3 separate regions of the Homo sapiens genome follow, and all the other regions are linked to region 1. Evidence: chromatin contacts called from ENCODE Hi-C or POLR2A ChIA-PET data. All regions are on one chromosome and are shown on one strand. The core of a region is the stretch at or near the end of the contact, and the rest is flanking DNA. Distances in the headings are between cores, read along the strand shown.

Evidence for each region. A loop is a pair of places that touch in the nucleus more often than their neighbours do. ChIA-PET counts read pairs that join two places held with the same protein, here RNA polymerase II (POLR2A). Pooled maps may share reads with other maps.
Region 2: a loop to region 1 is called in a pooled map, with 4 times the contacts of the local background. The contact joins the promoter of THBS3-AS1 here to the promoter of IL6R-AS1 in region 1. A Hi-C loop is called at or near these places in 5 of 50 pooled maps. POLR2A ChIA-PET finds 5 or more read pairs at or near these places in 3 of 52 experiments (RWPE1, T-cell and activated naive CD4-positive, alpha-beta T cell).
Region 3: a loop to region 1 is called in a pooled map, with 3 times the contacts of the local background. The contact joins the promoter of KRTCAP2 here to the promoter of IL6R-AS1 in region 1. A Hi-C loop is called at or near these places in 5 of 50 pooled maps. POLR2A ChIA-PET finds 5 or more read pairs at or near these places in 2 of 52 experiments (GM12878 and activated B cell).

The regions. Positions count from the first base shown.
Region 1 is chr1:154,405,307-154,410,038 of GRCh38, forward strand. It overlaps IL6R-AS1 (IL6R antisense RNA 1), which reads right to left and starts at 1,258. Exons shown (of 2, transcript NR_147855.1): 1 at 1,133-1,258. It overlaps IL6R (interleukin 6 receptor), which reads left to right and starts at 37. Exons shown (of 10, transcript NM_000565.4): 1 at 37-408. The coding sequence starts at 324. RefSeq lists a silencer at 172-321 and an enhancer at 561-1,167.
Region 2 is chr1:155,193,055-155,197,786 of GRCh38, forward strand. It overlaps THBS3-AS1 (THBS3 antisense RNA 1), which reads left to right and starts at 1,943. Exons shown (of 6, transcript NR_183238.1): 1 at 1,943-2,318; 2 at 3,797-3,963. THBS3 (thrombospondin 3) reads right to left here. Exons shown (of 23, transcript NM_007112.5): 20 at 4,409-4,605; 21 at 3,987-4,159; 22 at 2,933-3,072; 23 at 2,534-2,845. The coding sequence ends at 2,787. MIR92B (microRNA 92b) reads left to right here and starts at 2,123; the gene lies at 2,123-2,218. RefSeq lists a silencer at 1,626-1,955 and enhancers at 3,112-3,947, 3,948-4,732.
Region 3 is chr1:155,170,752-155,175,483 of GRCh38, forward strand. It overlaps KRTCAP2 (keratinocyte associated protein 2), which reads right to left and starts at 2,553. Exons shown (of 5, transcript NM_173852.4): 1 at 2,470-2,553; 2 at 1,987-2,141; 3 at 1,814-1,877. The coding sequence starts at 2,473. TRIM46 (tripartite motif containing 46) reads left to right here and starts at 3,098. Exons shown (of 10, transcript NM_025058.5): 1 at 3,098-3,278; 2 at 4,635-4,732. The coding sequence starts at 3,216. RefSeq lists enhancers at 1,933-2,212, 2,316-2,824, 2,403-2,502, 2,703-2,752, 2,825-3,333 and silencers at 3,083-3,172, 3,342-3,636.

The DNA.
Region 1 (4,732 bases), core at 8-2,507:
TGGGACGGCCCAGAGACGCTCCAGCGCGAGTTCCTCAAATGTTTTCCTGCGTTGCCAGGACCGTCCGCCGCTCTGAGTCATGTGCGAGTGGGAAGTCGCACTGACACTGAGCCGGGCCAGAGGGAGAGGAGCCGAGCGCGGCGCGGGGCCGAGGGACTCGCAGTGTGTGTAGAGAGCCGGGCTCCTGCGGATGGGGGCTGCCCCCGGGGCCTGAGCCCGCCTGCCCGCCCACCGCCCCGCCCCGCCCCTGCCACCCCTGCCGCCCGGTTCCCATTAGCCTGTCCGCCTCTGCGGGACCATGGAGTGGTAGCCGAGGAGGAAGCATGCTGGCCGTCGGCTGCGCGCTGCTGGCTGCCCTGCTGGCCGCGCCGGGAGCGGCGCTGGCCCCAAGGCGCTGCCCTGCGCAGGGTAAGGGCTTCGGGCGCACCTGGAGGGCTGGGGCAGCTAGCGGCTGGGGGAAACCGCCTTGGTCACCGCAGTCTGTGGGAGGCTGGAGGGAGGAAAGGAGGTGCGACGGATCCCCTTTTCTGTGGCTGCCTTGAGGCCCCGCGGGTACCTAGCTGTGTGGTCGCGGGTAGTGGCTCTTGCGCCCCCTGCTGCGCTTGCTCCCTTGGTCCGGAGCGCTCCCCGGAATGCCCGGTGAAGCTGTGCGGGAACCCTGCGGTCTGTGTACAGGACTGTGTCCTTGCAAACCTGACTCTCGAGCTTCCTTCCCAGTGCCCCCAGGAGCCTTTACACAACCGCGTCCCAGGTTACTCTAAGGGGAGACTGCCCGAGAGGGCGCGCCCCAGCGGGGTGATGTACCCGCCTGGGGAGTCCTTTGTACCAGCGCCCCTCTTCTCCCTCTGCATTGGGGGTCCACCTCGCCTGGTCCTCCCCCCACCCCCGCGGGTGCATGTGTGGATGACAGTGCCCTGACTATGAAGGGACTGACATCACGGGCGCTGAGTCACGGATCTTCCCGCTGCACGGAGTCACTTTGGCAGCCACCAACTCTGGGAAGCCAAGTGCCCCAGTCCTGGGAATTGAGTCGGGAGGCTGGCAAGGGAGTGAGACCTCCTGGGGCTGGCACGTGCTGGACTCCCCTCTAGAAAAGAGAAGGACCCGTGAGGGAGAGGGCAGAGGCACTTACTGCTCCCGTTGACTGTAATCTGCCCCTGGCAAACCAGGCTTTTCTTGGGCTCTGGCCGCATGCCCAGCTGCGTGTCTAGTCTCTCTTCTGGAAGAGTTGGGCAACTGGCTCTCCAGAGGTTTATTTTAGGGTCCCAGTGCTTCTTTGAGGACACAGCAGAAAACTAAGGGGCAGCTGACAGGCTTCTGGAACAGCTGACAGGCTGGGGAGGCTGAAGGCTAAGACTTTCAACCACTAGATCACACTGAATTCCAGTCCTAGGTGAACACTGATCTCTCCCTTTGAGGAGGTGACTTTCTGCAACTAGAGGCTGAGCTGGAGTGTCTGAGGCTCTCTTTGCTTTTTGGATGGTTGTGGTCCTTATGATTGGAAGAAAAAAAGAAGGGATTCCATTTTCAATACACATTTATAACTCCTGCCAGTAACAGACACTGTTGATTGGGGCACCCATTCAATGTTTTCTAATCCTCCACTGTATCTACATATAACTTTGTTTGAAAGAGGAGACTGAGGTTCAGGGAGGTTGGGATGGCGGGATGGCAGGTTGTCAGGCCCCGGTGATGGAGGCCAACCCCTCCCGTGGCTCTGTGCTCCAGTGTGGTAGATGTCTAAGACTCTCAAATATAGAACTAGATCAGCAGGCAGAGCTGGGGGCATTGGGGCAAGCTGAGAGTCACTCTTGTCTGGCTGAGTGCTGGGACAGAAAAGGCTGAGGGAGGGAAGTGGAGGCCCAGGCTTGCCCATGGTGGTGTTAGAGGGATGCAAGACAGGTTCCAGGGCTCGGATGGCCTCAGGAGCAAGCAGGGCTCCCTTGGCTGCCTCTGCTGCTGTCACGCCAGCCCAAGGCTCCTGCCCCAGGGAGGTTACTGTTACTGCTGTAGTTGCCACCACCTGTTGCTCCTGAGTGGATGCTAGGCCCTTCCAGGGCAGCCAGTTACAGTCAGTTTTCCATTTCCCTGGTGCTCAGGAAGGATTAGGAGAGGTGGTCTCATGGCCTGAACAGCCCATGAAAGGCAGAACTGAGAGACTGGGGAGGAAGTGAAAGTCCTCCCAGCTCAGAAGGAAAATGCAGAGAAGTAGAAATACCCAGCCCCTCTCCCACACCCACACAGACTCAGCCCACAAACTGGAGAGTAAAAATAAAGAAATCGTACAGGAAGCATGGAGCAAATGACTGTGAGATGTTTCGCTTTAGAGAAGTGAGGAGCAGAGGGGGAGCAGAGGCTGGAGTTGGCTGAGAGGGGAAATCCGCAGGTACAGCCTGCGGGGCTCTTAGAGCCCAGAGGTTTGTTTTCCTCGGGATCAGCTGCCGCCCACACACCCTGGAGCTGCCAGGACTTCTCAGGTGTACTCGTTGTCTAAGGGCCTGGACTAGCTGGGACTTAGGCTTCTGCCGGTTCCAACACTCTGGTGCTGGAAGGCTGGACTTGGGTGACTCAAGTTCCCTCTTCCTACTGCAATGCAAGAAAATACACAAAAGAAGTATGTATACCTTTAAGTATCTCAAAGAGCTATCTCAGCTTCTGAATTTCCTTCTAGGGCACCTCTTCCTGCCCCCATTACCCACACACGTGCCTAGCCTCACCCTAAATCAGTATTTCTCAAAAGCTTAGTTCTGAGCCTAGCATCAGATCTGGTGTGTGTGCTGGGTGGGAGGGCTTTGGTAAACATGATGATTTTTGAACCCTAACCCAGATTTATTAAATAAGAACACCTAGGAGTGAGGCCTGGGGCATGTCCTTTTAAACAAACTGCCCCTTGTGATTCTTAGGCACTGTCAGGTTTGAGGACGGCTGCCTAAATGGTGTCATTGAGGAACTGAATGAAGGCCCTCCCGCTTCGGGCTCTCTGTTGCCAGAAATCTCTCCTTGCTTTGGCTTGCTGCTTGTTTATTCATTGCAGCAAACATTTCTTGAGTCGGTGTAGAGCCTGTGAGGCCTGTGTAGGATCAGCTATGCAGACTCCACCCTAAAAGGAGCCTGAAAATGGTCATGGGTAAATCCTGAGAAGGGCTGAGAAACCCCAGACTCTGACCGGGCCACTGGGTACCAACTACCCGTGAACAGATTGTCTGGCTTGGGGTAGGGGGTGGTTAGAGAGAGGAAGTTCCTCTGACTGAGGACCAAGATCCCAAGGCAGCAGGCACACTGATCCTGACCCTGACCCTCATCTCCAGCCCTCAGCAGCCAGGGTAAACAAATACTCCCCTCACTGGGTATTTGTAGATTACACAAAGTAACCTAGGTGCTGACTGCTGAAAATATACACTCCCTTCCCCCGTCTCCTGAATCCTGGTCCCACCAGGCCTGGAAGCCACAGACCCAGCAAGCAAAAGAGTTTCCAGTCAATGAATCTAGTCTGGATTGAAGCTGTGCTCTGTAATACGGTAGCCACTAGCCACGTGTACCTATTTAAATTTAAATTATGCCAGCGCAGTGACTCACGCCTGTAATCCCAGTACTTTGGGAGGCTGAGGCAGGAGGATCTCTTGAGCTCAGGAGTTGGAGACCAGCCTGGGCAACAGGGTGAGATGCCGTCTCTACAAAAAGATTTAAAAAATTAGCTGGGCACAGTGACATGAGCCTGTAGTCCCTGCTACTGAGAAGGCTGAGGTGGGAGAATCACTTGAGTCCAGTCTGCATGGAGCCATGTTTGCACTACCGAATTCCAGTCTGGGCGACAGGAGACCCTGTCTCCAAAAAATTAATTTAAATGAAATCAAATAAAAACTTAGTTTCTTAGTTGCACTAGTCACATTTTAAGTGCTCAACACTCACATTGCTAGTGGCTACTGTACTGAACAGTGCAGATACAGATCTCTTCCATCATCGTGGAAAGCCCTACTGGACGGTGCTGGGCTAGAGTGTTAACCAGTTTCTTCCAGAGGTTTTCTGTTCTCTTTTCCTTTATCCCCCTCTGCCTTCTGCTCTCCTCCACCTGAACACAGCTCATTTTGCATAGGTGATGGCTAAGGTCTTCAAGCCAGGCACATCTCTGCCCTGCACTGCCAAGTAAAAATGATAACACCTTGGGCAAGTGATTTAACTTCTTTGACAGCCAGTGTTCTAGAAAATAGAAATAATTGTATTACCTCGAAGGGTGGTTATGAAGATGAGATGAGCTAAGTAAGGTATTAAATAGAGTGTTTACAGAAGTCCCTAACACACAGCAAGTGCTTAAATAAGTGTAGGTGATCATTCATTCACTCCAAAAATATATTTTTGGAGTGAACACCTCCTACTCTGTTCCAGGCACTATTCTAAGAGCTGGAGATACACCATGAATAAAAGAGACAAAAACCCCAGGCTTAGTTGAGTTTCATTCTAGTGTGGGAGACTATTAACAGGATGTAAATTAAGTATGTGGTATGCTAGCGACTAGTGCTAAGGAGAAAAACTAAAGCCGAGAGGGAGACAGACCCCATGTGTGTTTGTGGCAGGGTGGGGTGGCATGGTGCCTTGGATGGGAGGCCAGGGAATGCCTTGCTGAGAACATAATATTTGAGTGAAGACCTGAAGAAAATATACAAATCTCTAGAGATTCCCTATATGTCCATCTTGGGCAGGAAAATTCTTGCCTCCTCTTTAACAATGTGTACTA
Region 2 (4,732 bases), core at 693-3,192, 790 kb after region 1:
CTGGGTAGGGTACAAGGGCTCTAATCGCTCAACCCCCTGACTACCCGTTTGTTCTCCAGCTGGCCTCCCCCTTTCACCAACCACTCCCTGGCTCCGGGGGAGGGGGGAGGGGCAGTCTGGAACTTGGGGCCCCTGGGCTCTAGTTTTAGCCTCAGGGCAACAACTAACGTGGGGATGGGGAACAAAGCCAGCTAGGTCGAGGTCCTGTACAGCAAGGTCGGGAAGCCCACCCCTAGGTCTCCCACTCCACTTCCCCGCCCTCCCCGGGTCCACTGAAGCAGAGCGGGGCCGAGAAATAAGAGGGCTGGATAATGAGTGGACTAGGTGCTAGTTTTGGGCTCCCTCCCCCCACCACTTCCCGGAATAGCCCCACCCTTCTAACCGCTCCCTGTCCCGTTCCACACGCAGTTCTACCCTGAAACCCACAGTCCCCGCCCCAGCCGGACTTTCCAGCAGCCTGGGTTCCCTCCTTGGAGAAAGCCAAGGAGGGAGTGGGGGAAGAAATTTCCACTTAAGGGAGTAAACCTGGGCTCCGATGAACCCTAGGGTCCTTCCTTGCCACTCTCCACCACTGGCCAGGAGCTCCTCCCGCCCTCTAGTGGTCACCGGGAGCCTTGCGGGGCTGGGCCGCGCAAGCTGAGGGGCCGCTCGGACCGGGCGGAGAGGAGTAAGGGCAGCGCTGCCTAAGTGAGGCAGCGAGAGCCCGCGAGAGGGAAGCAGGGCCCGGGAGAGAAGGGTCACTGCCGTGGCCAGGGAGGGAGGAACGCACAGCATGGTGGACGGCTGGGAGCTTTAGGAGGGGGCACTCCGGGACGCGTGGTGGTGGCGTCTGGAGGAAATGGAGCTAAGCGGGTGGGGTCCTGAGGTATGTGGAAGGGGCACCGAGGTATGTGGGAGAGGACGTTGGAACGTGGGCGGGGGAGTTGGACACGTTCTGTGTGGGCCGTTATGTACTTAAGAGGCAGATCGGGCGTGGCACGGTGGCTCACGCCCGTAATCCCAACACTTTGGAAGGCCGAGGCGAGTGGATCACAAGGTCAGGGGTTCAAGACCAGCCTGGCCAAGATGGTGAAACCTCGTCTCTACTAAAAACTACAAAAATTAGCCGAGCGTGGTGGCGGGCGCTGTAACCCCAGCTACTCAGGAGGCTGAGGCAGGAGAATCGCTTGAACCCGGGAGGCGGAGGTTGCAGTGAGCCGAGATCGCGCCATTGCACTCCAGCCTGGGCGACAGAGCAAGACTCCGTCTCAAAACAAAAAAGGGGGGGGCAGAGAGTAGGTGGGGTGACAGAATGGGATTTACGGACACAGAACTATCCTTTGGGGAGCAGAGTGGTATTGGGGACAGGTAGGCACGTAGCGGGGGGCAAAAGCACACGTGAGGTGCGTAATGCGCGACAGCCAAGAGGTGTGTGCGGCAGCAGTGCACGAGGGGAGGAAGCTATCCCAGGCCGCGGCAGCACGTGGAACTTGGGTCCCGCAGTCGCAGGCTGCGCTCTAGGCCGACGGAAGCAGTTCCGCCTGTATTCAGAAAACAGTTCTCAGCCCCAAAGACACAGGTTGGAAAGAACACTTTAAAAACACTTCGGCGAGGCACGGGATTGGAGCGCATCAGATCAGCAGGCGAGAGACCACAGCTCTCGCCCGCGCGCCGCGCGGCGCCCGAGGCGCAGCTTTGTGTGCGGCGAGACCCTGGGGCAGGCGCTGGGCGGGGTGGGGACATCTGACGTCAGCGCGCCCGGGAGCGCGGGCCGGGGAGGCGGGGAGCCCCCCAACTCGCAGGCCGGAGAAAACACGAGTAGCTAGGTGGGCGGCCCCAAACCTCAACTCCCGGCATTGCCAAGCAACAGCCATTCAGTTCGGTTGCTGGGACACGCGTCACCATGGCGACGGCTCCGCGCCGCGCAGTCTGAGTACTTAAAGAGCAAGCGCGCGCAACGCCCGGGCGTCGGAAAGCGGCCTTCTGGGACTCCGCAAACTCCCGTTCTCCCTCCCCCCTCCCCCTTGCCATTCCCTTTGCCTTCCGGGCGCCAAGTCTCTCTGGCCTCCAAGGTGAACCCAACTCCCCAGCGCGCCCCGGGTTCCCGGGTCGGGCCGGCTTCAGGCGGTGGGGAGCGGGATCCCGGGCCCCGGGCGGGCGGGAGGGACGGGACGCGGTGCAGTGTTGTTTTTTCCCCCGCCAATATTGCACTCGTCCCGGCCTCCGGCCCCCCCGGCCCCCCGGCCTCCCCGCTACCCCTAGCGGGGCAGCCCCCGCCCTCCTGGCTCTCCATCCCGGCGGATCTTTGATAGACTGGAGTGTCGCCGCTGCCACCGTGAGTAAGTGGGTCTGGGAGGACTTCGGGCATCCTCCCTCAGGCACCCTATCCTTCACTTAACTCCATCCAGCACCTCCCCCACCCGCATCCCCAAATCAGCCAAACTTCCCCTAGATCCCTAACTTCCACCCTCCCAGGCTTTCTCTTCTACTCGCCGATTCCTTCCACTTCCCCACCCTATCCCGGAAAATCCCTAAAATAAGCAGTTGCACTGGCTTAGAAAACAACCAAAACTTTATGGCAATGTGCTGTCATCTTTCCTGGGGTTAGTGCCTGAGTAATACCCCTTGAAAACTTCTCATCCCCTGAAGGGTGGGGTGACCACCCCTCTGGGACTGAACTCCTTTTGGGAGCCAGAGAAGGGTCTGTGGTTGGCTGAGGGGCTGTAGCTTAGACCTCAGGGTCTCCAGGATGGACCCCAAGGCCAAAGGGTCTAAAATTCTGAATTCTGAATCTGGTGGCCTCCTCCTCACACCCTTCCCTGGAGCAGCTGCCTCCGGAATGGCTCAAAGTCCTCAGGCACTGTGTCTGAAGAAGGGGAAATAAGTAAGGTCAGAGGATGTGGCTCTCCCACAAGGCATGAAGGATTAGGTTGATCTCAATCAGCCACCTCACCATTGCATCGATACTGGAGATTGGACCAAATTATGTTTTCTTGGGAGAAGCAGAATACACCAAGACGCCCCCCTCGCATGGATGTGTCAATGATCACCCCAGAATCCGCCACAAGCTGGGGTCCCTCATAGAGCTTCACCCTGTCCAGGATTCCAGGATAGGAGTATCCATTGGTGCTAGGGTGCCAGTGGGCACTGTGCCACCATGCCTGGGGCCTTGCTTTTCCCCAGCCCCCCTTGAGCTCACCAGGCCTGAGAGAGAAGGGAGGGAGGGAAAGGGAGGCAGGAAGGAGAGGGAAGGGGGGTGCTTTTCTCAGGCCTGGGGCCCCTAGCTCTTTGTCCAGCTCCTTTTGCATCTCAAAGCACCAGCCGCATTCCAAGCGAGGATTGGGTTGCCATGACAATAAGCACAATGGGCTGGGGGGTGAAGTCACCCGCTTCCCAGGCTCTAGTCCACCCCCTTTTATCCCCTGTCCTGGCACCCCACAGCCCCAGGCACCTTAAAGGGGAACCAACCCAGGTTCCTGGACTCTGGGCTCTTGGCCATGGAAAGTCCAGCCTCTAAGCAGACCCATTTCCCCTCCCTTCCTGTTCATCTCCACCAACTAGGGCTACTTGTTGGAGAGAAATGCAAAGTTGTGGACAAAGTGTTGAACCGAGGCCTGTGAAGTCAGGGCCTTGATTTTCTCTTCTGTAAATGATGATGCCTTCCAGGTCAGATGATCCCTATCCACGTTGATAAGACAGGTTCCAGGTCATACCAACTAAGGGACCAGATGTGATGTGCCCCTTCACAGATTGGCCTGGGTTTGGAGGCTTCTGGAGAACTGTAAAGGGCATCTAACCCAATGCCCTCATTTTACAGACGGGAAAATGGGTCATGGAGGAGTGACTTCACCAACATCACTCATAGGTGCTTGTGTCCGTGGTGAGAAGGGTGATGGAGAGAAGTGGCTGCAGTTCCCACCCATGGAGAGGTCACTGGTGAATCCCAGCTAAAGAGGAAGGACAGGCCCGGCCTGAGTCCCACAGGTGGGCTCAGCCCCTCTCCTTACCGAATGTAGCCAACTTGAGGCCGGTGCAGAAGCTGCCAGCGATAGGAGGTCTTGTCCCGCCAGCCCACATTTCGTGGGTCTGTCCACAGCAGTCGTACCTGATCAGGGGTGTGGCCAGTATGCCACAGGGCATTTCGGAGGTGCTCACCTGGGCCAGACACTGATGTCACTGCCTAGGAGACATTGGCAAAGACAGTGGGTCAACTGCAGAACTGGAGTGAGGGGAGACAACAGGTCGGTAAGTGCAGGTGGGAAAGGGATTCAAGGCGGTCATGAAAATGCCCTGGGGCCCCAGAGAGCCGGCCTCCAAGCCAGATGTCTGGGTAAGAGGGTTCCCAGTCAAGCAGTGGGGGAGGCCCTGGGGCTGCAGAGGAGAGCTTTGGGAAAGGGCCCTGGGTTGCGGAATCTGAGCAGCTGGGGACCTTGAGCTGCAGCCCGGGCTGGGCAACCGCCCGGAAGGGTGTAGCCTGCCAGTAGGTCTGCTCGGTCTGCTTCCACATGACTACGTAGAAGCGGCCACTGTCTTGATAACTGAAGAGAAAGCCTGCGTAGTCATCATCAGTCACTGTGTTCACATGGAAGGTGCCTTCAAAGTCCACACCATTGAAGGCCGTGTATCCTGGGGTGGGGGTGGGATAAAGGTCAGGGGCAGCAAAGCTACTGGCGGCCCATCATGGGGTAAAGTTGGGAAGGGATGCCTGCTATGTATGTGGCCAGCTTGTGCCACTGCCTTCTCTCTCGCCACT
Region 3 (4,732 bases), core at 1,303-3,802, 770 kb after region 1:
GAAGGCAAAGTGGGCCAAGAACTTTGCCCCACCACAATGGCATCTTTTCTTTTTTTATTATTTTTTTTTATTTTTGAGGCAGAATCTCACTCTGTCGCCCAGGCTGGAGTGCAGTGGTGCAGTTTCAGCTCACTGCAGCCTTGATCTCCTGGGCTCAAGCGATCATCCCACCTCAGCTTCCCGAGTACCTGGGACTATAGGTGCGTACCACCATGCCCGGCTAATTTTTGTATTTTTTTGGAGAGACAGGGTCTCTCTATGTTGCCCAAGCTGGTCTTGAATTCCTGGGCCCAAGCTATCTGCCAGCCTACACCTCCCAAAGTGCTAGGATTACAGGCGTGTGCCATCCCACCCAGCCAATGGTTTCTTTCAGAAGCAACTGAAAAGCCAGGCACAGTGGCTCACCCCTGTAATCCCAGCACTCTGGGAGGCCAAGACGGGTGGATCACTTAAGGTCAGGAGTTCAAGACCAGCCTAACCAACATGGTGAAATCCTATCTCTACCAAAAATACAAAAATTAGCCAGTTATGGTGGCGCACGCATGTAATCCCAGCTACTCGGGAGGCTGAGGCAGGAGAATCGCTTGAACCTGGGAGGCAGAGGCTCCAGTGAGCTGGGTTCACACCACTGTACTCCAGCATGGGTGACAGAGCGAGACTCCATCTCAAAAAAAAAAAAAAAAAGAAGCAAGTGAAGGTAATACATATGGAAACAAAACCTAACAGAGAGAAGTCCCGGGGCTACTGGATGGAAAGAACTCTGAAGCCTGCAAAAGGGCTATGCGGAGAAAGCAAGTCCTAGAGGGGGGCAAAGAAATGAGGGCAGCCAGGCACAGTGGCTCACACCTGTAATTCCAGCACTCTGGGAGGCTGAAATAGGAGGATCACTTGAGCCCAGGAGTTCGAGACCAGCCTGGGCAATGTGGTGAAACCCCATCTCTACAAAAACTTAAAACAGTAGCTGGGTGTGGTGGCACTCACTGGTAGTCCCAGCTACTGGTAAGACTGAGGAGGGAAGATTGCTTGAGACCAGGTCAAGGCTTCAGTGATCACATCCCTGCACTCCAGCCTAGGCGACAGAGTAAAGCCTTGTCTCAAAAAAAAAAAAAAAAAAAAAAGAGAAAAGATTAAGGGCAACCATGATAGATCTTTGTTTTACCACATGAGGGTTTTACATGAGATTGCATCTGCTGTGAATTTCTGAGCACGTGGCATTCCTTAAGTAATCTGGCCTTGACACTTAATTTGCTTTATAAACTTAATTCTCCATAAATAACTGAATCATCAATTCTTGATTACATGAGCAATTGAACAAGAATTATTCCAAACAGGAAATAATCTAACAGTTATTCTGATTTGGTCAGGATTCCTGCTGCCATAGATATTTGGTGCCTCTAGTATTTAGGCTCTTCACAATTCCCTCAAATAAGTAGAATTCTCTAATATTGAGTTAACTTCACATCAGAACTCCATAGTGAACTTGGTCCTGCTGCTTCTTCTGGTGGGAACAAGGACCGCCTCCCAGCGAATAGATGCAAAACATCAGCCCAAATTTGCCTGTTCCCCTCAAACCTTCCCTGGGAGCTGGCCAGAAGGTACCAAAGTTTCTTGCTTTCAAAGGCCTTCTCTTCCAGCTCCAACTCCAGGAGCTATACAAGGTGCAGAATCGAAAAGCGTCATCTGTCTTCAGACAGCTTCAGTAAATATATTTCTCCTTAACAACCTTTCACCTAAGCATCTGGAAATTCAATATCATGTTTCAGGAGGTTAAAGAGGAGAAAGTTCAAATACTCAAGCTCCAATATTCACTTACTCTCAGGGAAGATCTTTGCTTGGAATCCTTTGCCAAAGACAAGATTCTCCAGATTATTGAAGGCCTGGTTGAGGGAGTTAAGGAGTAGGGTGTGCAACGGGGACAGAGCTGTGTGGGGAAGGGGAAGGGCACATGCCTACGTGGCCCGCCCCCTCCAACTGCAGGGAGGATACAGTGAGCGAGAACACGAAGAGACCCGAACCAAGCAGGCCGCCCTGGATGGTGAGCCACTCGGTGGAGGCCAGCTGACGGCTGTACATCTGCATCCCAGCAAAGAGCAGCAGGGACAGGAGGGAGGAGAGCGCCAGCGAGGTGCCCGTACCCACCACTGGAGGGGATGGGAGAAGGGACGGAGAGTCAGGCTCCGCCCTCCCTCCGGCAAGCTACGGGCAGATCAGCCGGTCCGGAAGCTCGGTGGGCCGACCCCCTCCAAGAACTCCCGGGACTGCAGCCACACGCCCCAACTCCCCACACCGCGCGGCAACCCCTACGTATTCCCCAGCCCCGGACACCCCGAACCCTCCCGTCCGGTGGAAATGCCCGCTCCCGGTGGAACCCAGGACACGTCAGCTCTGTCGGGAGAGGACGAGGAAAGCTTGTCCACCCAAACCCCGACCCCCTCTAGGACTTCCTGGGGACCCCACCGGTCCTGTTACCCATCATGCCCCGCCCGTGAGTCCAACCGGCGCCTCTGGCCAAGAAAGGCGAGCTGAACCGGGTGCGGTTAGCTATGCGCATGCGTCAGCGCTTACCGCGGACTTGCTACTCCTCGCGTTCTCCTCTTTCTTCCTCTCAGTGCCTGGACGCAGCGCCCTCTTGCGACAGGGAGGAAATAATGCGTCGAGGGGGCATCCTCGGCCACCGCCCTGGTCCTCAGGCTTTCCTCGTACCTGGTGCGTCTGCTGCCACTCTGTACAAGGTGCACTTATCTCTTTAAGTCATTGGGCCCATGCCTGTGGCATCTATCCCATCTCTGTCTTCTTTGCCATTTCTTTCATCTCTAGTGCACGTTCCTCAAACCTCCCTGCCCCATGCCTCAACATCTCCCAACCTAAAATTTAGTGCTCCCAACCAGGAACTCATTTTCCTCCGAAACTAATCCCCCGCTTTATATGAGTAAAATTAGGAGCCAATGAAAAATGAGAATGTAAGAAATGGCTCCCCCGTCAAATACCTTTCCATATTCCCCAACCCCCCGACCGGCTTTCGAGAACCACGTGGGGAGAACTATTTCCCACCCCCTACCCCGACGGGCGCTGTTCGAGGCTGGTCCCGGGAGCATGCGCAGTGACACCTCAACCCCCAGCCCTCCTCACACCCCCACTGGGCTCCTGCATTAAGCCCGGGGTTCGCAGCCGCAGCCGGGATCGGGCACCCAGGGGCGGGCGGGCACGGTAGGGCCATGGCAGAGGGTGAGGATATGCAGACCTTCACTTCCATCATGGACGCACTGGTCCGCATCAGTGTGAGTTAAGGTGGGGTCGAGGGAAGGGGAGGGGGCGTATAGGGTTCTGGGGCAAGCTGGGACCTGGAACAGGTGGGGATCCAGGAAGATGCTGGGATGTAGACAGGGGGCTAGCGATGGCAGAAACGGCTGGGAGGGTCGGGATGCAGGTATGAGAGGGTAATCCCGGGAGCAGCCCGGAGGTGAGTGCCGTGAAGGCGTCGGTGTGCTGGAGCGTGAGGAGGAGCTAGGAGCAGCCCAGACGCAGCGGGTGGGCTGGGGTGGCCTCCAGCAGTGCACCGGGGCTGGGGCTTCAGGGGAAAGGCCCTGTTATGAGAAGAGGGACGTGTGAGCTTGGATATTTTCCAAGAAAACTGAGGACAGGTGGGGGATGATGTAGGAGCCGCCCCACAGTGCAGTTCCCAATTTGGACCCCTCCCCAAGACCCCACCCCACGCACCCCCACTCAGGGCTGCTTCCGAGCCTGCGGTTGTCATGGCAACCCGTGCCTGGCTCTCCCAGGGGCGGTGCCAACCGTGTTCCCCCCCACCACTTCCTCCCCCCCTCCTTGTTCCTCCCTCCTTTGTGTCAGCTGCGCCCCTGACCGGGATGGCTGCGAAGAGAGGGACCAAGGTGAGGTGTGGGGGTGGGGCATAGCCTGAGGACCCCCACTCTCGCCACCAAGAGGGGGAGGGGACTTCCGGTGGGGAGGGGGCGAGTAGGCGGGGCTCTTGATTCCCCCGCTAGTTCGGAGAAGGGGGTGCCGCTGACCGGGTTGCGCTGCGGGAGAGGGCGGGAGGGCCTGATGGGGGCGAAGGGGAATGGGTTGGTAAGACCGATGGGGAAGTGAAGGATGGGGAATGGAGGCTGGAGTGGCCGCAGGCCGGAGCTGCGGCAGGAGGACGTATGGAGCGAGCAGGATGGAGTGCCAACCTCGCCTGGCTATCGGGAGGAATCACGGCATGGGGGTGCTGCTAGAGAAGGGAGTGGGGGTCTGCATGGAGCTGCAGAATGGGCGGTGTCCTTGAGAAAAATGCCAGGGGCAAGCTGCCCAGAGATGGGGGATGGAGGCAGGTGAGGGGGCTGCCAGCTGGGGCTACTGCAGCTGGAGAAATGGGGATTGGGCTTGAGGCTGGAGCAGGCACAAGCTCCAACCGTCCCTCCTCTGGGCCTTTAGCTCTGCAGCGGGGAAAGAGAAGCAAGGGACAGAGGTCTGGGAAGGTCTGTGAACCAGCCCAAGGCAGGTGCTCTGGAAAAGCTGCAGGTAGCTTGTCTTGCTCCTTCCTCAGACCCCTAGGGTATCCAAGGGCAGCCAAGGGGCTGCTGAGGTATGCCTAAGTGTCCAAGCGCTGACCTAGCCTCCTGGTCCCTCCACAGACCAGCATGAAGAACATGGAGAAGGAACTGCTGTGCCCAGTGTGTCAAGAGATGTACAAGCAGCCACTGGTGCTGCCCTGTACCCACAACGTGTGCCA